Linked DNA regions of Mus musculus: region 1 is linked to region 2. The links are chromatin contacts, found by Hi-C or POLR2A ChIA-PET in ENCODE. All regions are on one chromosome and are shown on one strand. Each heading gives the region's core, a stretch centred on a gene start or an enhancer-like site at or near the end of the contact. The rest is flanking DNA. Distances are from core to core; before and after follow the strand shown. Region 1 holds the start of Tns4 (tensin 4). Region 2 has its middle 14 kb from the start of Igfbp4.

The links. A loop is a pair of places that touch in the nucleus more often than their neighbours do. ChIA-PET counts read pairs that join two places held with the same protein, here RNA polymerase II (POLR2A).
Region 1: a map of regulatory T cell shows a loop between it and region 2 (1.9-fold over the local background). The contact joins the promoter of Tns4 here to the enhancer-like site in region 2. A Hi-C loop is called at or near these places in 2 of 37 maps with a recorded cell type or tissue (T-helper 17 cell and regulatory T cell). POLR2A ChIA-PET finds 5 or more read pairs at or near these places in 2 of 5 experiments (both embryonic stem cell).

Annotation. Positions count from the first base shown.
Region 1 is chr11:99,087,469-99,090,570 of GRCm38, reverse strand. Tns4 (tensin 4) reads left to right here and starts at 1,265. Exons shown (of 13, transcript NM_172564.3): 1 at 1,265-1,332.
Region 2 is chr11:99,053,788-99,056,801 of GRCm38, reverse strand. No RefSeq gene overlaps it. Among named protein-coding and RNA genes, the nearest start is that of Igfbp4, 14 kb to the right of the region's middle. Within about 2 kb of position 1,577, at least 1 of the 3 ENCODE cell types and tissues checked has a DNase peak (open chromatin) inside an H3K27ac peak, as active enhancers do.

The DNA of each region.
Region 1 (3,102 bases), core at 16-2,515, 34 kb before region 2:
GAGAGAAGAGATGGGCCGCTGAAACTGAAATCAGTGTTCTGGGCTAGTTAAGCTGGAGGAAGTGGCTAAGTGTGAACCAAAAATGGTTAACTGCAGAGAGAGAAAATTTTTTTAAAAAAATCAAATCTAGGGCTTCCTACACGCTGGGCAAGCAACAACGGAGCTCCAATGGCAGAGCCATTTCTCCTCCATGTAGCCCACCCTTCCACCCAAGAAACTCAGCAGTCTTCCCTCCTACTCGCCCATAAAGCTAAAGCCTACAGACCATGTCCACCTTAGCTTGCCGCAGCTAGCCAGTTTCTTCCTTCAAGGATACATTAGGTATTCGTCAAGTCTGGCATCTGCTGCATCATATGAATACCGGAGGACGCCTTTCAATGTTACCTGTACCGCTTGACCCTAGCTTCCTCCTGTGGCAGGCGCACTGTCGCATCATGGGTCTTCAGAAACAATCCAGAAAGTAGACTGCAGAGCCCAACGGAGATGCTGAGCCACCCACTCTCAAGATCAGGCTGAAAACACTTTCCTCCAACCTGCTCAGATGGGGGTCTGAGTGTCCCTCACCCTGGCTGGACATTCCCTAACAGCATCCTAAGGAACCCCTGGCAGGGAGGAAGTCGTAGACATGGAAATAGGAGAGGATGCTTAGCAGAGCTTCCTAGGAGGGTGAATCATTGAGAAGCAGGATATCAAGCCCTAGGCAGAGCCCTCCAGGGCCTTCCACTTCTTCCCTTAGGCCAGAAGCCTTGTTCCCAGGCTGGAGGTGGCCTTACAACAGGACAGAAGGAAGAAAAGACCATGAGTGAGCCTCACAGAGGCATCCAGAGCCATAGCATAGGTCTGGGGAAGGGTTTCCTACCCACTAGCGTCCTTTACCAAGACCCAAGCTCTCCCTTCTCACTGTCTCTGCCAACCTACTGTTTCCTCCTTCCTACATAAGGTGAGAGGGAGGCCAGCGGCAGCACAACTCTGTCTAGGCATCACGGTACACGGGAGGGCCAAGTTAGGAGCTTGGGGCCCCTACACACACACACACACACACACACACACACACACACTCACTTACTCATCCCTAACCGGTGCTTGCATCCCCCACCCCTAACACACACCTCTCCCAGCCTGTTCCTGCCCCACCTGAGCAGTTAGGACACCTCTGGGGCGGGGCCAGCGACTGTCAAGGCCACGTGTAGGGCCATAGGGGAGAAGCGGGGCGGGCAGAAGGCGGGCTATTTTTAAGGCGAGTAAGGTTTGCTGGCTCCTCCTCTTGCAGTTTACCTGGCCTCAGCACAGTTCAATCCTGAGAGTCTTGAGTGGAACAGCGGCCACGAGCAGGTAGGTGTTTTACTCACTGGGTGAGGTTGGGGGAACCTAGTTCTGTCTGAGCTTAAACTAGAGCTAAGTCTGCATCCCGGGTGCACAGCTAATAGAATCCAAGGCCACGAAAGAAAAAGCTGGCCTTGGGATCTTGGACATCAGATTAGAGCCTGGATAGACCCAGGTCTCCTAACTCCTAAACAGAGCACTAAGCCAGTCTAGGAGGCTGTCCTCTGCCTGCTGCCCTAAGTGAAGCCACATGGCTTCTAGGGAGGCAAGGGACAATGAGGAAGGAGTAGGCTCAAATGATGGGTATCCTGGGCTTGTGTGGTGGGGGGAGACTGGGACTCCATCCTCTGCCTTCTCTACCTGGGCTCCTATGAGGTAAACCAGGATGACCATGAGGGCTTTCCAGCTGCCCCAGGAGTTCCCTGCCCCCCAGAGTTTTGAGGAGGGAAAGTGAAAGGAACAAGAGTTAGATTCTGAAGACGAGAAGGTAGGAGGGAGCTGTAAATAGGGCAGAGATAACTGGAATCCTTCCTAAGACACACACACACATACAATCTGAGCCCAGGCACTCCTCTCTAAGACGTAGAGCAGGGCTGGGAGGCCCTGGAGTGTATAGCCACATCTCAGAGGAGCAGACAGAGTCTGAGCCTGAGCCCAGGGGTGACTTGGGAAGGTCAAATGAGAAGGTGCAGAAGGGTTTCCTGTTCTCAGCATCTCTCCCTGAAGTTCAGTATCTGCTGGGTCCAGACAGAGAATAGAGGGTGATCCTGTGGGACATTTAGAGACAAGAGTACCTCCCACGAGATTCAGGACATACACTTGTAGCCTGGGCAAGACCCTCAGCCCTGTCAGCACTCCCCCATCAGAACTGTTGGGAAAAAGAGTGAGGGTCTGTTAATTATCAAGTCACCATCAGACAGATAAAACCTCTGAGATCTGCTCAGAGAAGGACGTATCCTTATGCACAAAGGCAGCGGCTGGGCCACCTTGAGTCCTGGTCGTGGGGAATGCTCAGCTTCAAGTACACCCTGCTCGGAGTCTCCCAGCTTCCTCTTTAGGCCTGGCAGTGAATCCTGCCAGCTGTGCCTGGCTCCTTGGACTCTTGGAGACTTTGTGGGAAAAGCTGTGTCTTGGGCTCTGTGTCCTCGGCTGCCCCCAAGGAAGGCGCTCAGAGGCCAGCACCATTCCACTGCCATTTGTAGATTTGATTCACCACATGACTTCTCCACACCAGCATGAGCGCCCCCTCCTCTTGTTCCCCACCACTACCCAACCCCCCCCCCCTGCTTCCAGGACCCAGCCAAGAAGTCTGATAACAAAGCCATAGGCACCTGGGGCGGGGCAGGGGGGGTTCCAGACACGCCTGGCTTTTTGTCATTAGGCATACCATGGCCCTATCTCTGTGTCCCCTCTGCCTTTAAACTCTGTGTAGCTGAAGGAGTTAAGATTACAAACGGTCCAAGGCCTAGATTTGAATCTCAAATATGAAGCCTCTTGGGGTTTTGTGGGTTATTTGATTGCTTGGTTGGGGGATGAGGGATGGGGGAATTGAGACAGGGACTCATCTATCTCAAGGTAGCCTTGAACTTGCTATGTAGCTCCTCCTCCTGCCTGTACATCTCTAGTGCTGCAATTACAGGTGTGTGCACCACCCCCAACCCCTGGTGCTTTCTTGACTTCTGTGAGTCTCGGTATCTTCAGGGGCAAAATGGACTGAGACCAACCAGAGGCTAGGGCCTTGAGAAGGTTGACTTGCCAGGCATTGTTGACCAGTGCCTG
Region 2 (3,014 bases), core at 328-2,827:
TCCTCCTAGCCATGTGGGAGGCAGTCTTCTCCTGTTTACCTTGGAACAACATGTAGAACCCTCAGCAACATGTAGAATCCTCCAGCACCGTGCCTGCCTGGATGCTGCCTTGCTCCCACCTCGACGATAATAGACTAAACCTCAGAGCCTGTAAGCCAGACCCAATGAAATGCTGTCCTTATAGGAGTTGCCTTGGTCGTGGTGTCTGTTCACAGCAATTAAGACCCTAACCAAAACAGTGAATAACCTGGTTTGTCCGATTCCGGAGTCTGACTCCAAAGCTGTCCCCAGAAAGTCACCAAAGGTCAGTTCTGGTTTCCAACCCTCACTACACAGCCCCAACTTCTCTCTAGGCCCAGGATCCAATGATATCAGCTTAGGAGGGTGGGGGGAGAAACAATGGAACATCTGTGGTCATGGCTGGGTGCCAAGATCCTAATCCTAGCATCTGGGCCTCAACTTTCCCATCCATAGAGCCTGGGCTGTCTATAACTGAGTTGAACAGTGGTACAGTGATTTCCCAACCTCCTGTTCCTGTCATCCTGAGTGCATCTAGAGCCTCTCCCCCTTGGCTTGGGTGGTCTTTAGGAAGAGGGTTCTGGCCCCAGTTTCAGAATTTAGAGTTGGGAAAGGGACCAAGAGAATGAGTGGATGGAGCCAGCTGTGGAAGCCGCTAATCTCCATTCTTTTTCCCCCCCAGCTCCACCCCAGGGGACCACACTGCCGCCTCCGCTGAAAGCAATTTGTCATGCCCTGAATTAAGTGATTCCAACAAGGGCTTAATTTCAGTTTAATGGCTCTGTTTTTATGTGTAATTAAATACCATTGCATGGTGAAAATATGTTGTTTGCACTTTAGAGACTGTGTAAGGGCCTGGGAAGCCAGACCCTTGGAGTTTAGACTCACAGGCTCCCGCAGCCTGGCTGGGATTCGTCTACATGGGGGTTGAGAGGTGACCTCAAGACCCCGAGGAAAGAAGGAAAGGGGAGTGGTGGTCTTTCTGGCGCCTGCCACTCAGGGGAGTGTGTTTCTAATTATCTGCATAACCCCCTCCCCTTCTACCCTCTGACCTCAACCCTCCCCAACCCCTGGGGCCTCAGACAGAATGGGCAGGATCTAATTAGATCCCTGGCTGATGACTGAGGTGCTCTCGGTCCCCCACAATGTGTGTGCCCAAAGGCTGGTAGCTTTTCCTTCCTCCTGTGTTTACAACTGCCCCTCCCCTCTCACCTTCCTCTCAGCTGCTCCTGGCTTCCCAAAACCTTCAATCCACATCCCTACCCTCTCCTCCATCAGAGGTGGCGTTATCTATCACAAGGGCCTGAAACACGGTGGGAATTTCTTCAGCTAGGAATGTTTTTTTTTGGGGGGGGGGCGGTCATTTGCCAAACAACCACATGCCTTCCAGGAAGGGGAACTTTGCTGGTGCCCAAGTCCTTGCACAGGTCATGACAATCCTGGAGCAGCTTGGTGGCAGAGGGCCAAAGGGCTGGGATGATAGGCTTTTTCTGGAAGGAGCTAGGGAATGGCAGAAGCTAAACCTCAGGGCTTTTCTAGATGGTAAGGCAGAAGGCTGACCCACCCTCAGCAGATCAAGGTTTGATGTCCACTGAGTGATGGGAATGGGAACTAAATGCCAGCGCATGGATGAGCCAAGAGACCCCCACCCCCGTAGAAGGAAATAACTTTTTTGCATATATTTTTATGTGTTTGTGTGTATAAGCGAGAGACAGAGATTGGGACTGTAGTGTGTGAGCGTGCATACGCCACTGTGTGCCTGTGGAGATCAGAAGACAACTTGCAGGAGTTGATACTCTCCCTCTGCCATGTCGGTCCCGGGAACTGAACTCCGGTCTTCAGGCTTGGTGGCAAGTGCCCTTACCCACTGAGCCACTTTGCTAGTCCAGAAAGAATAAATTTCTTGTGGTGGCAGAACAGAGCAGAGAAGACAGGACCTCAGTTCTCAGGATATACAAGTCTGGTCCTTGCCATCTCCCTCCTAAGCTGCCAGTCCTAGGACCATAGGGACATTCAGGGACATGTGGAGGCCAGGACAGGAGGGCACCTCTGACTCTGGGAATGTCATGCAAACGCAGTGTTGCTTTTCTTTTCTTTGACATAAGTCAACCTACACAGAAGAGGAAGGGTGATTGTGTGAAATGTGAAACCCCTCCAAAGCACGCTGTTACCTGGCGCTGGACAGCTTTCTTCAAAGCCTACGGTTTACTCCCTAAAATAAAGATCCACTCAATGTGGGCTGGAGAGATGCCTGCTCTTCCGGAGGTCCTGAGTTCAATTCCCAGCAACCACATGGTTGCTCGCAACCATCTCTAATGGGTTCTGATGCCCTCTTCTAATGTGTCTGAAGATAGCGACAGTGTACTCACATAAATAAAATCTGCCAGGCAGTGGTGGTGCACATCTTTAATCCCAGCACTCGGGAGGCTTTCAGAGTTTGAAGCCAGCCTGGTCTACAGAGTGAGTTCCAGGCCAGCCAGGGTTACACAGAGAAACCTTGTCTCAAAAAACAAAAAACAGGGGCTGGAGAGATGGCTCAGCGGTTAAGAGCACTGACTGCTCTTCCAGAGGTCCTGAGTTCAAATCCCAGCAACCACATGGTGGCACACAACCATCCGTAACAAGATCTGGCGCCCTCTTCTGGAGTGTCTGAAGACAGCTACAGTGTACTTACATATAATAAATATTTTTTTAAAAATTAAAAAAACAACAAAACAAAAAACAACCCCCCCCAAAAAAACCCAAAAAACAAAAAGCATATACTCCACAGTTCAGGAATCACTAAGCCACAATCACACACACACACACACACACACACACACAGAGTACATACAGACATGAGCCTCTGTATGTGTTAATAAGCTTGGCTCTGCTTTTTTTTTTTTCTCCAGAGGGGCTAAAGAAGCAGGGGTTCGAAGGTGTGCCTTAGGGAAAGAAATATGCCCTTGGCCAAGAAACCCGAAAGTTAATCTTGAGGCTACACCACCCCACTACCT